2 separate regions of the Homo sapiens genome follow, and region 2 is linked to region 1. A link is an interaction called in ENCODE POLR2A ChIA-PET data of the cell type or tissue named here. Cell type or tissue: GM12878. All regions are shown on one strand. Each heading gives the region's core, and the rest is flanking DNA. Links, peaks and the distances in the headings are about the cores only.

Region 1 (8,479 bases), core at 1,808-5,807:
AAGGGTTTGTAGACCTGTATTTCGTCTGTGGATCAATGATGACTCTTGCAGTAGGAGTATCTTCCCTCAATGAATTACTAAAATATTAGGTTTGTAAAATATTTAAAACTCATGCTCACCTATTAGATAACAAGCTATTTAACAGCACTAGATGAATCTTACACATCCTATCCATTGCATTCCTAAGAACAGTTTAGAAACAGCTTAATATTATCCCTTGTGACGAGACATTCAAATTTGAAAAGCCTGTCTCAACTAAATTGCAAAAATAATTTTTCCCTCACTTACCTATTTAATATTGCTTAAAAGGAAAAGATCAGCACATAGTTGCTGAATAGCATTAGGAGAAACACTTAATGTAGATGACAGGTTGATGGGTGCAGCAAACCACTGTGGCACTTGTATACCTATGTAACAAACCTGCATGTTCTGCACGTGTATCCCAGAACTTAAAGTATAATACAGAAAGAAAAAGAAAGAAAGAAAGAAAGAAAGAAAGAAAGAAAGAAAGAAAGAAAGAAAGAAAGAAAAAGAAAGAAAGAAAGAAAGAAAGGGAATAAAATTCAACACTTTAAAAATAGTATCAAGCAAAATTCTCCCTCTTAGAACATAATTCTGAATGAAAAAAAATCTTGAAAATGACTGAGTGATTTTGAAAAACATATATTTCAGATATGATTCCTAACCACGTTTTTAGTGCAGTTTTTCTATATAAAAACCCATAGTGATGTTCACTCCACACTGATTTCTGTATGACACCAGGAGGTTTAATTCAACAAGGAGCCCAATTCAACATGGTCATATGCGGTCAAGTGAAATTGATATTGCAGAGAGGCTAACTCTCTTTGCATTCTCAGGAAAAGGAAGTCATTAACTCAAGTTCATATTCAGTTTTAAATTTCTAACGAAGAGTCACTCCATGCTTAATTTGGGTTTCAAGTTTTATAAGGCAACCTGAGTTTTTAAGGTATTACATGATTTAAATCTAGAGCCTTGCTCTTTAAACTTCCTTCATTTTTTTAGTAGAACTTTTCTTTTTTGAAAACAAGTTCAGAAGGAACTCCAATAATTAAAACAGATACAAGTGGGATTGTTCTGGTTGAAGAGGTACCAATAGCTGTGGGAGGGTCCTGGGGTTCACCTACTTCAATGTTCTCCTCAAAGCCTTTTAAAAACTCCAGGATCCAAGGAATCGACTTTGGAAAGCACTGCTCTAGAAGGACCCCATGATCCTTTGGCTTTTCTTTTTAGGTAAACTGTTTTCATTTTAAAAAATTAAATTTGTATTTATATTTGACTATAAAAGTAAAATGAAAACAGTACCAACAATGTGGGAAAAAAATAAATCACCTCACGCTCCATCTTCCTAACAAAGATAGCATCATTGAATGTCCTTTGTCAGCTGCCTTCACGAACATATTTTGATACAGTGGCAATTGTCCTCAAATTTTCCTTGCTCTTCCCATAGCCACCTCATTTCAGTTCATGGAAATTCCATCTTTCCAGTGGGGCCAAAGATTTGGAGTCCTCTCCATCTCTCACATCTTGTATCTAGTTCATCGGCAAATGCTGTCAGCTCGACCCTCAAAATATATTCACAACCTGCAGAGTCACCATTTGCCACCCTGGTCTGCTCTGAAGAATGATCCTTGGAAAATGTAAGTCAGCCCTCGCCTACCCTTCGCTCAAGACCATCCGATGACTTCCTATCTCACTCAGGGTCAAAATCTTACAGTGGTCTGCAAGACCTCACATAACCCACCCCAGCCCACCTCTCTGATTTTGTTCTTATCATCCTCTCCTAGCCCACTTCACTACAGCCGTATTCCTGGAACACACCCAACCCCTCTACCTCATGGCCTTTCATACTTGCTATTCCTTCTGTCGGAAACACCCTCTCTCAGTTTCTTATCCTCATTCTTCTCTTTCTTTCGATGTCAGCTGAAAACTAACCTCATGAGAGATGTATTCTCCGATGAGCCTTTACAAAATAGTAACTCTTCTCCTATGCTCTTCCTCCCGGATCATGCTCAACTATTCTCCGTGATAATTATCACCACCTGAAATGTGTTTGACTCTCTATTTGTATACACAGTTCCCATCCTTACCCTCCAACTAGTTAATTGCACTTCATCTGTTTTATTCACCACATCTCTAGCACCCAGAATAGTGATTGGCATATAACAGAAACTCAATAAACACTTATTTAATTAAATAAATAAATCTTCTATGTTTATTTTTGTATCCCCAACTACAGTTGTAATCATTGCCCAATTCCATAAAAGAGATGAACCATTTGTTACCATTCATTATGTTCTTCACCATTTCCCTACTCTTTGACGTTTAGGTTGTTCTCTCTCTCTATCTCTCTCTCTGTCTCTCAACAATGCTACACTAGACATATATTCAGTTTATCAGTGAGGGGTTGTAAACAGATGTCAAGGGTACTTTTCATCAGCAACACCATACACATGTATGATCAGTGTCTCAGATCACCACTGTGGATATCACCTCTGTCAACCTGGGGTAGGCGTGAGTTACTTACTGGACTCAGCACCTCACTCACATCTTTTCCACTTGCTGTCAATCCTATTGCCAGCAACACTATCAGTCATAATTCAGATCCATAATCTTCATGGGTTGGCAACCTCCTTTCCTCCACTTCATTTTTAACTTCAGTAATAAAGCAGCAAAGTTACACATTGAAACGATAAGGCACTACCTGGAGCTGTTTCCAACCCTTTACCTCTAATATCGGCCACTGCATGCACTCTTGACCTGGCTTCCTAGATTTCCCAGAGGCCTCCTACTTCCCAGGACTTTGAAGCTTTGTCATGCACAGGAATTACTGGGAGTTGTCCCTGAATCCACACATACACCCAGTACTAGGTGTATGCTAAATAAATATATGTCTCCCCATATTTGTTCTTCTCCATTTTTATTTTTCAAAAATTTAAAAATTGTTTTTGTGTGTGTGAGAGAGGGTCTCCCTCTGTCACCCAGGCTGGACTGCAGTGGCATGATCTCAGCTCACTGCAACCTCTGCCTTCCAGGCTCCAGCAATTCTCCCACCTCAGCTGCCAGAAAAGCTGGGACAACAGATGCATGCCACCACACTCAGCTAATTTTTGTAGAGAGGGGGTTTCACTGCGTTGCCGAAGATGGTCTTGAATTCCTGGGCTCAAGCAATCCTCCTGCTTCAGCCTCCCAAATTGCTGGGATTACAGGTGTGAGTCACTGCACCTGGCCTCTTCTCCATTCTTAAATATATATCGATGCTGTTATGATTTATAGACACAAATTTATTTAACAGTTACACTGAAGTTTTAGTTCATTGTGTGTAGTTGATTATTGCATTTTTTAAAATGCAGCGTAGCTGGACCAAGCTTGTCCAACCCACAGCCTGTGGGCCACATGCGGCCCGGGATGGCTTTGAATGTGGCCCAACACGAATTCACAAACTTTCTTAAACATTGTAATTTTTTTTTGCAACTTTTTTTAGCTCATCAGCTATCATTAGTGTTAGTATATTTTATGTGTGGCCCAAGACAATTCTTCTTCCAATGTGGTCCACGGAAGCCAAAAGATTGGACACCCCTGCCCTAGATGAAAGAATGCTGGGAATCATTACTCAAAGTCTAGCATAATTTTTCAGGTTCATTAGCACCTGCAAGCCACAGGTGACTCACATTCAGGCATGTGAGCTAGACTGTAACTCTCATCTGCTAAACAGGACATGAGAGCCCTGGCCTTAGGTTCTAGCCAAAAAAGCATAACATAGTAATCTTTATTTCTGCTAAATCACAGGTCTTAATTATGGGCACTGGGAGGATGATAAATTGGAACTCCATTGGGCAGGTCATGTATCATCTCTAACCCTGAGTTTCTTCATCTGTAAAAAGGAGATGACAATATCACTACCAAGCACTGCAACTACTCAGGGCAGTGATGGATAGAGTCTGTGCAAAATAAATGTTAGCTTATGATCTTACTAGTGTCATTTATTATGATGATTACTTATCCCCATATCTGACCAGCGGCCAAATCCTTCTTTATTCCCACCACAAGTTAAACTTATTAGTCATTCATTAATTCCTCGAGTATCTGGAGTATCTTCTTACCAAAGGCTATCAGATTGTAATTTCTGAAAATTCACACAGCATGACACATCCACCCAAAGGCCTTCAAGATTTTTAACTGGCCAGGAGCGGTGGCTCACACCTGTAATCCCAGCACTTTCGGAGGCCAAGGCAGACGGATCACTTGAGGTCAGGGGTTCAACACAAGCCTGGCCAACATGGCAAAACCCCATTTCTACTAAAAGTACAAAAATTAGCCAGGCACGGTCATGCACGCCTATAATCCCAGCTACTCAGGAGGCTGAGCTGAGGCAGGAGAATCGCTAAAACCTGGGAGGCGGAGGGTGCAGTGAGCCAAGACGGCCCTACTGCACTGCAGCCTGGGTGACAGAGCAAGACTCTATCTCAAAAAAAAAAAAAAAAAAAGATTTTTAACCAAATAAAATTCCAGCTCCCAAATGTGAATGTCATATATCTTCTTAGTCTTATATCAAAAACTGCATTTTAGCTAAATAATGCATTTTACACAATTTGAAAGCAGTTGGTGCTTTCCCATTCCAGCACCTTTGCTCAACTCACCTCCCTCACTTGCAATGACTTCCTATCACCTACCCCAATTAAATTACTTCCAGGCCTAACCCAAATGTCCCCTCCTCAAAAAGTCTTTCTGCATCATCAGAGAGGAATTCCTCCCTCCTTCCATAGAACTTCCATGACACTATTGAATTGCATGTGCCATGCATTTTCTCTTATTAGGTCTGTTTTGTCTTTGCTGCTATAAGTTCTTAGGGAGTAGGGATCTTGGATACTACAGAATGCTTTGCACAGAGCAGGCTCTCAATAATATACGTAGCATAAAAATTGCAAACAGAAAGCCAATCTGGAAACACATTCACTATGCCCATGCAGCAGACAACACAACCAAAGCTCAAGCCTAAGGGAGTTCTGCCACTTCACAAATTACTTACCAGCATGAGGTCTAGTGAGTCCTTGCTCAGACTCACTGGACGGGTGAAAGAGTTTGAAGTGGGGTTTTAAACCATGGATTAAATTGTGATGACTTCTATAGTGATTAAAATAACCTAGAGAAATTAAGAATTTTTTTACAAAAAAATACAAATATCAAATTTTCTAAACTGGAAAGCAAAGCTGATCATTTTTAAAACCAGGCAGGGCTATAACATCAGTCTTAAGATTCTGTGCAACAGAAAATTGTAGGGCTTTAAGATGGATTTCAAAGGAATAGTAAATTTACAAGATGTAGAAAGTCTGATGTTTGACGAAATAAGCTTGATATATTTCTGGATAGGAAGATAAATGTAATTTCTTCTAAGAAAAGTTTATAAAGTACATCTAATACCTTTTTCTTTTATGGCTTGGCATATTTTAGAAACCCTTTGTCATTCTGCTACCATTAGAAGTGGTAATCGTGGTCGTTATGACTTTTGTGTGGATAAAACAATAAATCTGTTCTAAAATGAGGCAAACAAAGCCACCAAATGGCATGAGGTTGAATAGAATGATATAGCGACCTCTCAACATTGCTCATTCTACTCCATTACAGAAAGACAGATTTTAAAAACAGGTATGTAGTGTCTGGCTATGGAAGAACAGTGGGTAGTTAAGATAAATTCTAGTCAAGGCCATGACTTACTGGAGGTGCTGTCAATGCTGCTGATGCTATCTGCGTCGTGCAGGTGGTGCCTGTGGAGCTGCTTGTAGAGACTAAATTTGGAGAACTTTCTTGGCTTTCCTATTCCTTTCAGTTTTGAATCCACATCATCAATACTCTTCTGGATGGGTAGGTTTTGAACAGGCTCATTTTTATCTTTGAGTCTTAAGGATTCCATAGACTCCATTGCGGCAGGCTGAGAAAAATTTTTTTTTAAAAAAAGACACTGCATAAGACATGCTGCAGTGTGGTTCTTTAATTCAAGTAGAGCTGAAGTATAAAGTTTACAAATGATGGAGGTTCTATAACAGACATGCAATAATGTCTGAGGTCAGCCACAGGGTAGTGGTGGATTCTTGTGAACTGTTTAAAAACTACCAAAGGAATATGAGGAGTTCTGCTATGGTCTTTTTTCAGTAGGCCAAATTCTTGAAATTTCACTCCAATTAAACTTTTAATCTCAAATACAATTACATGGGTTACATTCAGTGTTGAGCTCCTGAACTTGTTCCTCTAATAAACATTAAGTAAGCAAGGCTTCCTCTGTCAATCATTTTCCCTGTTCCTTATGCACTAAATTGCTATTTTTGCATAAGTTTTGCACTATTTTCCAGCAGTAAATAAGATGAAGCCCATCAAATTTTTTAATAAGTGTATTCATATTCTGGCAGCCATTTAGTTGAAATAGCAAGCAGATTGATATACACTTTTTTTAATAAGTGTATTCATATTCTGGCAGCCATTTAGTTGAAATAGCAAGCAGATTGATATACACATACAGATATTTTGGCAGCTCTATTTAAAAGGCACTTTGGGAAGTTATTCACTTCTGGCTCAAATTCCCTCTAAATGACCCCAGACTGACCTATCCTGTTTTTGTATATCTTTAAGTAGGAACTTTCCAAAAACTGTGGCAGATACTTAAGGCTTTTTACTACCTAAATCTCAATTGCCACATATTTTTGTTTATGAATCTTATTTCTGAATAAAAAATAAATCTTAATTAAAATGGAAAACAAAGCTGAATATGGGACAGCCAAAATTCCACTGAATCTGTTTTCTTTTCTTACAAGAGAAGAACAGACTCAGCAATGCTAAGTTACAGCTAGCTAGGTGGGGAAGCTGGTGTTTGAAACCAGGTCTGTCTCATGATTGACTTAAAATGTTCTTTTCCCCTCCAAGGAGACACCATCTCTTATTCAATGAATCAATCAGTCATGCTACTAATACAAACTTATACAAATTATGTTCGTGTTATACATTTCCATAAAGGTTAAATATACTTACTGGGAGGGAACCCAGAGACGGTCCTGAAGTGACCCGCTTCACACTGCCCACGTCTGTGAGTCTGTGCTCATTGTCGTCCCACCTTCCATAGGCCAGGTCAATCCCTCCCACAAAGGCCACCGATTGGTCAATGATGACAAGCTTCTCATGGTGAGCCCACAAATAGACGGTGGATGACACATGATCCGGGTGTCTCATCACCTTGAGAGGGAATAATCCCCACTGATAATATGCTTTTGAAATGTCCTTCCTGTCATAATGAAATAGGTCTGTGTTCTCCCTGAAAAGCATTTTCTATAATTCAAATACCAAACTGTACAACGTATACACCAAAGAAAATAATTTTATTCTCAGCATTTAGCAAAAAGAAAAAGAAAAAAAAAAGACTCCTATTTACTCTTCAAGCTCCCACGCCCATATACTATATTTTGGGGCAGCCGCCATTTAGCTTGAGGTCTGGCAATACATTAGAAAACAGTCAGCTCAATTTGAAAGCTGGTTCCCTTCCCCCTGTAAGGATTATGTTAAATCTGGTACTAAAAAAAAAGCTAAAAATATTTAACTACTATTTATCTCTGGAAAAATGTGTAATGAATTATATTGATATTTTATCAGTCATTGAATTGAAATATTAAGCATATGAATATAGGCATATAGATATTTTGGCAGCTCTTTATTTAAAAGGTACCTTGAGAAGTTAGTAACCTCTTGCTTTCAAAATTATCCCAGTCTGACCTATCTTATTTTCATTTACCTTTAGGTAAAAAGATTACAAAAGCTTTGGCAACTACTTTCCTCTTTTCCTTCCTTCCCTCCTTCCTTCCTTCCTTCCTTCCTTTCTTTCTTTCTCAGAGACTCACTCTCACTGAGGCTGGAGTGTAGACACGTGATCATAGCTCACTGCAGCCTTGAATTCCTGAGCTCAAACGATCCTTCTGCCTCAGCCTCCTGAGTAGCTGGGACTATAGGCGTGTACCACCATGCCTGGCTAATCTTTTTGTTTTTTGTAGATATGGGTGTCTTGCTATGTTGCTAATGCTGGTTTTGAACTCCTGGCTTCCAGCCACCCTCCCACTTCAGCTTCCCAAAGCGCTGGGACTACATGCATGAGCCACCATACCTGGCCTTACTGTTTTCTTAATAACACATTTTTTAAAAATTGTAGTAAAGTAAGCATAACATAAAATTTACCATCTTAACCATTTTTAAGTGTACAATTCAGTGGTATCAGGGTAATGAGTTAGAGAGTCTTCTCTTCTCCTCAATTTTTGAAAAAGATTGAGAAAGATTGGTGGTAATTCCTCATTAAATGTTTGGTAGAATTCACCAGGTCCCTGGCTTTTCATCTGGGGGAGATTTTTAATTACTGATCAATCTCCTTACCAGTTAAAGGTCTATTTAGGTTTTCTATTTCTTCATGATTTAGTCTTGGTAGTTTTCT
Region 2 (8,479 bases), core at 2,027-6,026, 300 kb before region 1:
TAACACTGACTTGAATATTTTTTCTGATTTTGGTGCATAGCACAGCTATTTTAATCCTTTGTCAGCTGCTGGGATTCACTGGCCAGCCCTTCTCATGCTTCTTGACCTGAAATTCCCAAGTCACGACTACAAACCTGCTTGTGCACACAAGGAATGCACAAGCCCCAACTGTGTGTTCAGAGACTGTTTTCTAACACATTCAGAGTCAGAGAAAGGCACACCAACTCCATAAGGCAAGTTAAGAAAACTCTTCAGGGTACTAAGCCACAAGACAGATATTGGAGAAGGATAGCTCTCTCCATCACCTCCTGTAATTTTTCTCAGCTCTTCTAAAAAAGTCTTTTAAGAAGCATACATGCAGGCCGGACACAGTGGCTCACGCCTGTAATCCCAGCACTTTGGGAGGCTGAGGCGGGCAGATCACGAGGTCAGGAGTTCGAGACCAGCCTGACCAACATGGTGAAACCCCATTTCTACTAAAAATACAAAAATTAGCTGGGCGTGGTGGTACACGCCTATAATCCCAGCTACTCAGGAGGCTGAGGCAGGAGCATCGCTTGAACCAGGGAGGTGGAGGTTGCAGTGAGCTGAGATCACGCCACTGCACTCCAGCCTGAGCGACAAAAGCGAAACTTGGTCAAAACACACACACACACACGCGCACACACACACACACACACACACACACACGCAAGTTGCTTTAAAGGTCAATATGCACATGACCACCCCCAACCCCAGCCCCTGCTCAACCTGGTCCCTTCCCTCCCATCATCAGGTTGTTGCAGAGATTATACAGCTGTTTGGGAAAATGTATCATACAGTTTACAAAGATTTGCAAACATGGGATCCTTCCAGACCTGTCAGGACAGGGTAACTTTCCAGTATTTCCAGCAAAACGAGGTGGAAATGATGGGAACCAGACTAGCAAATATTTTGGCCTTTTGCCTTTTTGAAGATACTTAGATGAAGAAAAAGATAGCAACTGCAGGAGATGGATTTAAAGACAAGAGCTGGTTACCTAAATAATTAAGAAAGAAAGATTAGGAAACAATTCAAGGTTCTGTTTTGGAAGAAGAGCCTTAACGGGACCATTCCCCCAGAGATACTCATTTACCACCTGCTTACAACAGACCAATGACACGTTATTTGCTTGAAAGAATTTTCAACTGTTCTTCCTACACCTATAAGCAACCATGAAGTTGATTACAGGCAGAGGTGAAACTTTTAGGTAAAAGGGACCTAACTCTATTCTAAGTCTAATAGGAGTATGAGGCCCCCTTTACCAGCTGCCTACCTGTCCCCACCCCTCTTCACAATACAGTGAGCTTCCTTCTTTGCCCTTTGCAGAGGGAACCTCTGATGAGGGCAAGAGTTGTGCACACTGAAAGGGGCAGGGTTAATGCCTTTCGGCCAAGGGCCCAGGACTTTTCTATGAGTAGGGAAATATTGGCTGGTTGATTAGATCATCTGTTACTCTCCCATTTCCAGAGAAGGGTGAGATGGCCCAGAGCCATGTAGGAACAGCCAGGAGCCCAATAATAGCTACCTGGAGCAGGGACCTGTCATCTGGCAGAGGTACAAACCAATCTTAGTCCATCACTTGGTGTCACCAGTAATGGTACAGATGGCTGACCAATACCAACTCTTATAAATCTCATACAGATGTTAATAACAGGGCTTCATTTGCATCTATTTTTTTTTCAAGCTTTTATATCTATGGCTAGGCCACCGTGAAGGACATACAAATTTATTTGCTTGCTTATTAGTTTTGCAAGGCAGATAACATTTTGGAACGGGGGATTTATACCATCTGTTCAAGGATCTAAAAGCTTTTTGGCAGACTCAAGAAGCTAAAGCCAGTCCTTTTGTCCCTCCAGATTTCCATGGGTGTTGAATTTCCACTGTCAAATAAGTTTGGGAACACTAGGTTAAAAAGATTAGCAGGTTAGGGGTTTCTTTACTGCAAGGCCTCTCAAAGCTTTTAATGTGTTAATGTACCCTGTGAATCTCCAAGACAGGGCAAAGCTTTTCATATTTTCCTAACTTGTCTGGCCACAGAACACTCCTTAAGGAAGCTTTGTATCTCCTCTAAGCACTGATATTCTGCAGAGCATAGAATGGAAAATGACAGTGTATAGAGCAATCTTTTCTGTGTCATTCCTACTTAACTAAAGCTTGCATCTTAAGTTACTGTAACAGAGATGGATCAATGCCACCCAATATTCATTCTCCCCTTGCTCCTTAACAAAAATTCCAATTTTATTTGGGAGGAAATGCACCCAGCTCAAAATCTACATGCCCTTGTCCCACTGAAGCTAGGAATGAATACATGACTAAATTCTGGCCAATGGTATGTAAGCAGAATTACTGTGTGGGGCATTCAGAAGGGCTGCCCAAATGGAGCTGACTTAGCTGGGAGAAGGGTTCTTCTGTCTTCCTCCCTCCTCCTTCCTGCTGCCTGGAATGCAGATGTAATGGCTAGAACACTACAGCCATTTCTGATCCTGAGGTGAATTTAAGAATGGAAGCCTTATGCTAAGATTGTTATAGCGGAACAATAAAATGATCCTATGGTTCTGACGATCATGGAGCTACCATGCTACCGCTAAGCTGCCTATGTCTGAACTTCTTTATCTTGAAAGAGAAACAAACTTCTATCTTCCTTAACCCACTAATATTTTGAGTTTTCTGTTTGAAGCAGCTGAAATCTAATTGATTTACTTTGAAGTTTACTGTTCAGATATTTTTATTCATTTATGTTTAACTAACATTCCTTCTTTAAAGGACTCTTCTCCATTAGCCTTTTGCTCTTTGGTAGAGGTGGCAGTCTCTAAGGTTGTTGAATACATCTTTTTTTTTTTTTTTTTTTTTTGAGACAGTCTCGCTCTGTCAGCCAGGCTGGAGGGCAGTGGCATGATCTCAGCTCACTGCAACCTCCGTCTCCCGGGCTCAAGCAATTCTTCTGCCTCAGCCTCTGAAGTAGTTAAGATTACAGGCGTATGCCACCATGCTCAGCTAATTTTTGTATTTTTAGGAGAGACAGGGTTTCACCATGTTGGCCAGGCTGGTCTCAAACTCCTGACCTCAGGTAATCCCCTCGCCTCAGCCTCCCAAAGTGCTGGGATTATAGGCATGAGCCACCGTGCCCGGCCTGAATAAATGTTCTATTTCTCCTCCTGCTGGCATGTTATAGGATGGCACTTCCCTACCCCTCTTGAAGCTGGCTGGGGCCACATGATTTACTTTGGCTAATAAAGTGTGCATGGAAGTGATGTTCCACTTCCAGATGGAATATGTGACTGACAGTTCAAATCATTGTGATGACTGTGGAAGCATATGTGGACATGATGCCTCCATTAGTCTGGTACTTGGATAGCTGATGAATGGAGTCCTCTACTGACCCACTCTAGGCATGTGGCATGGTCGAGAAATAAACTTTAGTTATATAAAGCCTCTAAGAGTGTTCATTACCATATCCTATCCTACTCTACTCTGACTGAAAGAATAGAAAAGACCAGAAACTGATGATAATAATAATCATATTGTATAATGCTTTGTAACTTTTGAAACAATATTTGAGAAGAACTGCTTCACACTGAATGTCTCCCCATGCCCCAGACATTATGCAGGGTATTTTGCAAAGGTTATTTTATTTCATCTCTGCATCAATCCTGTGAAGTAGATTGCTCACAAGAGAAAAAAAGCGAGGCTACAAGAGCCTCCAATGCCAAAACATACATTCTCCTCACTGTCTCCCATGTGCAATATCTGAAGGCAGCTCCCAGAAACAGTAAAATCCCTTCCAAAGCTGGCTGATGATACAGGGGGCAAGGAAAGACCAGAATTTTTACAAGGTGCCTACGTTCACAAGGCTGACTACACCTACATGGCCTAAACCAGAGCATGCTGGAGCTTGTGGTCTCTGCACCCCACTGAGGGCAACAGAATTGCAAGTCCTCGACTGCTCTTTTTTGAGTGTCTTTGAACTCAAAACCTGCTTTTTGAGCCACTGTCAAGGTAACCTAGCAGCTGAGAATAACTAATTGGGCAACGTTCTCTGACTGCTGGCATGAACAGTTATAATCTCAGCATCACTGTGGCAACCTGACTGGAATGCTGGTTATTCACACAAAGAAAAACTGGTCTCCATTCAGACCAGAATTGCATTTTGTCTTTGTTCCACTTTTCCCATTACAAGTTGCTACTGAAGGAACAATGCTTCTTTTAAGAAGAATGTGTATTATTGGTCTGTGCAAAAGCAGCATTTTCTTAGCCAAAAAAAAATTTGGAAAGGGAGGAAAAAGTAATATGTCCTATATTGCCAAAGGCAAAGAGACTATTAAGAAAGCTCTATATAAACAACAGTAAAGGTCATCTTGGGGTAATTCTGTGGCGTTTCAGCCAGGCCACAGAATTCTGTGGAGATCTCAATGGTGCAACATGGGCAACAGATGACTAAAAACTAGATTACATTCAATCAACCAGTGCACATTTCCTGAGCACCTACAATGTGCTATCACAGACACTGTCCTCCAAATCTCCCAGTGGTTCCCCGGTCTACTCTGCTCTCCCATCCAACCTCAGCCTCCCTTTAAAGCTACAGCACACCTCTCCCCAGGCATCAGCTACAGCCTCCAGCTCACCATTCCCAGAAGATGTTCTGTACACTCCCGCATTCTGTGTCCTTGTTCCCTTTTTGTTCTTGCTATCCAAAAAGTCCTTTTGTCCCATCTTTGTCAGTCAAAGCCTTACCAGTCTTTTGAGATCAGATTCAAATCATAGTTCCTACCTAAGGTCCTCCCATTACACTCCATTAGAGTAAATTCCACATTAAAGTACATTCCAAAGATCGCTTTGAATGTATCTGTCTTACTGCACTTGGAAGGCAACTCTCCAGGGAGCAAGATCAGCATTTGAATAAGGCTTTACCACTTCCAGTTGTGTTATCTTTGAAAAATCACTTAATCTCTTAGAGCCAAAGTCTCTTCACCTATAAACAGCATGCTACTCAGACTGCACCCATGACCATCCAACTCATCTGGGAACCTTGTTACAAATGCAGAAATCTGGGCCCTGCCCAGACCTACTGCATCAGGATTAACATTTTAATAAGATTCCCAAGTTATCCCAATGCATATTAATGGTACCAAAGTATTGATAAAATCTACCCAGCAGAGATATGATGAGAATGAGGGGAAACATAGAAAACATCCAACGGGGAGTCTAATACATAAAGACTCTCACTAAATGAGGAAATGACTACACTTTATATCCAATAAATGTTTGGTTAAGTTGAACTGTTTGGTGTTTTAAAGGATTCAGATATTTATGGCATGAGCTGGCCCTCAAGTGACATGTCAGATTAGTAAAAATAGATTAAAATACATGAAATATAAATGAAGAGAAGCAAAAGAACTGTGTTTTAGAAGAGCACATGACTGAAAATGACTTCATCGTTTATAATTTTTCTGACATTGAACAAGGCCACTAATATTTTTTAGCCTTTGGTGTCTTTTCCTATCAAGTAGAAATAAGAATAAAGGCAGCCTGCTTGCCTCTCAGAGTTGAACTAAAGTTATTCTAAAGTTAAAATGAGCTAAAGAGAATGAAGGAATTTTGCCAAATACAAAGAAATGATTAAGTCGGTGTTTATCAAGTAACACTAAAATACAACATACCCATCACAAACTGAGCTCACACTCAAAGGTGGCCAAACATGAAGGGCACACGGAGGTCAAAACGGTACATTAAGGCCACTGGTTTGAGGATGGAGTTTTAGTGGAAAGAATGAAGAGTGAGCCAAAGGGGACAAGTAGCTCTGCCTTCTCAGTGGGCTGATGACTGAGGTATCTACTGCTTTGAAAATACTGGGATAGGAGTGGGAGGGGACACCAGCTGGGCCCTAGAAGAAAAGGAATTCACAGCAAACCTGGGGCCCTCTCAGCCTAGGGGTTAAGAGAGAAATCAGAAGGGAGTCTCACGACTGTCAGGGCAGAGGCCTGAGACTAGACGGAGGTGTGTGGCAGCCACTCTGACGAGGAACACAGAGGAAACATTTGCTGGAGGAACCTCCATCATCCATTTCTCAAGAACCCTGCTCAAGAAAGGAGAAAGGATGGAGTTTGGGATCTCTGCTCTAACAAGTCAGACAAGCAGAACATAACATAAATGCAAAGAGAGTTCAGACAGGCAGGAAATCGATACAAACTGACACAGTCAAGCGGAGCTGAATGGAAAAGGTGGGCACCAAGCTAGACTTTAAAATACCTGCAGGATTTGGGTACACAGACAGAGATATCAGTAGAGGGGATAAACTTGCTTTGTTAATAGTATTATTTTAAAAGAACACATGTTAATTGCATGTATCATTTCTGTCAGAAATGATAAAACAATCCTATCACTTATAGGACAGCATATGCATTCAGCAAACTTTAAATTATTTCTAGAAATCAGGATTCCGTAAGCATTTCATAAGGCAAATGGATTTCAAGTATTGAACACACATGGCTATGACAAAATGGCAGACATGCATGCGATAAAGAATATAAGCCAGTCATTTTTTTGAACAAAATGCTGTTTGAGGCCTCACTTCTCCCAGGCAAATGAACAAATACATAAATGACTCTGATGTAATAACTTGTTTACATCCGTATTCCCCACTCAGCTATGCTCCTGCTCCTTCCAAAGCTGAAGCTGGGCTCCATTCATGTTAATATCTTTAGCTACATGCACTGTACCTAGGCTACAGGGGGACCTTCATAAATGCTGGTTAAGTAAATAATTTTACCAAGATCAACAACAAGAAAATATTTATAAGTTGTTGTTTACTTTTTCTTGTGAAATAAATAAATAACTCGGAGAGAGATGAATACATGTATCTTCACATCATTAAATATACCTTCCTCTGAGAGTACCAGCTGGGTCCCAGAGAATCTGTGAAGCTGCATTCAACCACGGCATATCTTTTTGGAAAGCCTATTTTCCATAAAAACTTTGGTGTTCGTGGTGTTTTTTAATATGTTAAATTAAACATGAATAAGTTTGTATCAAGTTTAAAAATAAAACACAAAGATGCTAACAAATTTCTGGTTTGCAGTGGAGGTTTCTCAGTCAGTCCACCAGAATCTCTAGGGTTTCCAGTTTCCTCTTCTTTACCCACAGGGATGTTTTGATAAAGACATTCAGAAGTGTATTGCTCACCTATACCATTTATAGCCCTAATTTTCAAACACAATAAATGCTTCTTATTTCACCTCTACTCATTCAGAATTTGCAATTACTGAAATTAGAGCTGAACAGAAGTTTAATTGTCTATTGTCCATATAGAATAGATTTCAAGAAAAGTAATAACATAAAAAAGGAAATCTCATTTTTAAAAATCTTCAGTCAAGTATCATTCACATCCAGTCACTTGCTAATTACAATTAGACATCTCTATCAAAGCCAGTGTTCTCTGCTAAAGGTGGTGTTCCAGGACCTCTGTTGAAAAACTTTGCCACTCCAGGGTTTCTCAGTTATTGTCTAAACCTAAAAGGGAATAAGATTCTTCAAAAATTATTATTGTCTTACCTTTCAGCAATATAAAATGTCCCTGCTCCTCCCAGGTCTCTGGATTAGGGAGGTTTTTCTGTGAGGCAAATAATAGAGCAATTCTATTCCTTAAATAGAGAGATGGTCACACTGGTGCTAATTAAATAAGCTGAGCATGTTTGCTTTGTGCACTTTTCAGTACATATTTTACAATTTAAAAGTTTGAAAAAATAATTTAATCATTAAGAGGGCAGCTTCAATTTAGAAGAATGAGGAAACAGACATAAGCAACCCAACAATTAAACTATCAGTTCCCTGTTCTAGGAGTGGTTCAAAGTTCAGAAATGAAGGCCTACTTGAGAGGCAGTAGAGGTAAGTGTCTTTTATTAGTGCAGAAATTCTCACTCTTAATTACTGAATTCCACTCAGTCATTAACCATACTATAGTGCAATGCTAACTACATAATGCTAGTAGATAGAGTGTCTCCTACATTGAGATACCAGTGTTTGCCAGTGTGTGTAACTAAAGCAAGCCTACAGCCACATCTCCAAAACCTGACATCGGCTCTTACATCTTCCACATTTTGTTTCAAATCTTTCTAGGGATAGTTCTTTCAAAATCCCTCTCATGTGCCCTTCTCAGTCACTATACTCAAATGCTTTTATGAGATAAGAAACTTAAGGAGTATGTGTCTGGGGATATTTTTAGGAAGAGATGGATTTTGTGCAGCTGATTATTAAGTCAAATAATGAATTAAGAATAATGACAACAATTGAAGTGAAAAATCTGCGTCATTACAGTAATCTTTCTCTCTTGAACAGAACTATTTGGCTTAAATCAAAGCCACCTGTAGGATTATGAATTTCAAACCACTAGGAGTGAGGCATATGAAGTTTCTAATTAGCACTGGCCAGGAAACATTAGTTCTCCCCTTTGCGGTATCTTACA

What was found. ChIA-PET counts read pairs that join two places held together with the same protein. Peaks named below come from ENCODE experiments on the same cell type or tissue, not always from the same donor. Only the 100,000 strongest peaks of a DNase experiment are listed, where the experiment ranks them.
Region 2: POLR2A ChIA-PET joins it to region 1 with 8 read pairs; 2 of 35 experiments call an interaction of 5 or more read pairs at or near these places.

What each region holds. Positions count from the first base shown.
Region 1 is chr3:171,681,638-171,690,116 of GRCh38, forward strand. PLD1 (phospholipase D1) reads right to left here. Exons shown (of 27, transcript NM_002662.5): 14 at 7,039-7,239; 15 at 5,734-5,947; 16 at 5,048-5,161. Among named protein-coding and RNA genes, the nearest start is that of PLD1, 120 kb to the right of the region's middle. In GM12878, for the core only: no CTCF peak of the experiment used is centred there; no DNase peak of the experiment used is centred there.
Region 2 is chr3:171,379,369-171,387,847 of GRCh38, forward strand. All of the region lies in intron 1 of TNIK (TRAF2 and NCK interacting kinase), which reads right to left. Among named protein-coding and RNA genes, the nearest start is that of TNIK, 77 kb to the right of the region's middle. RefSeq lists an enhancer at 4,655-5,201. In GM12878, for the core only: no CTCF peak of the experiment used is centred there; a DNase peak (open chromatin) is centred at 4,477; H3K4me3 peaks cover 594 bases; H3K27ac peaks cover 344 bases.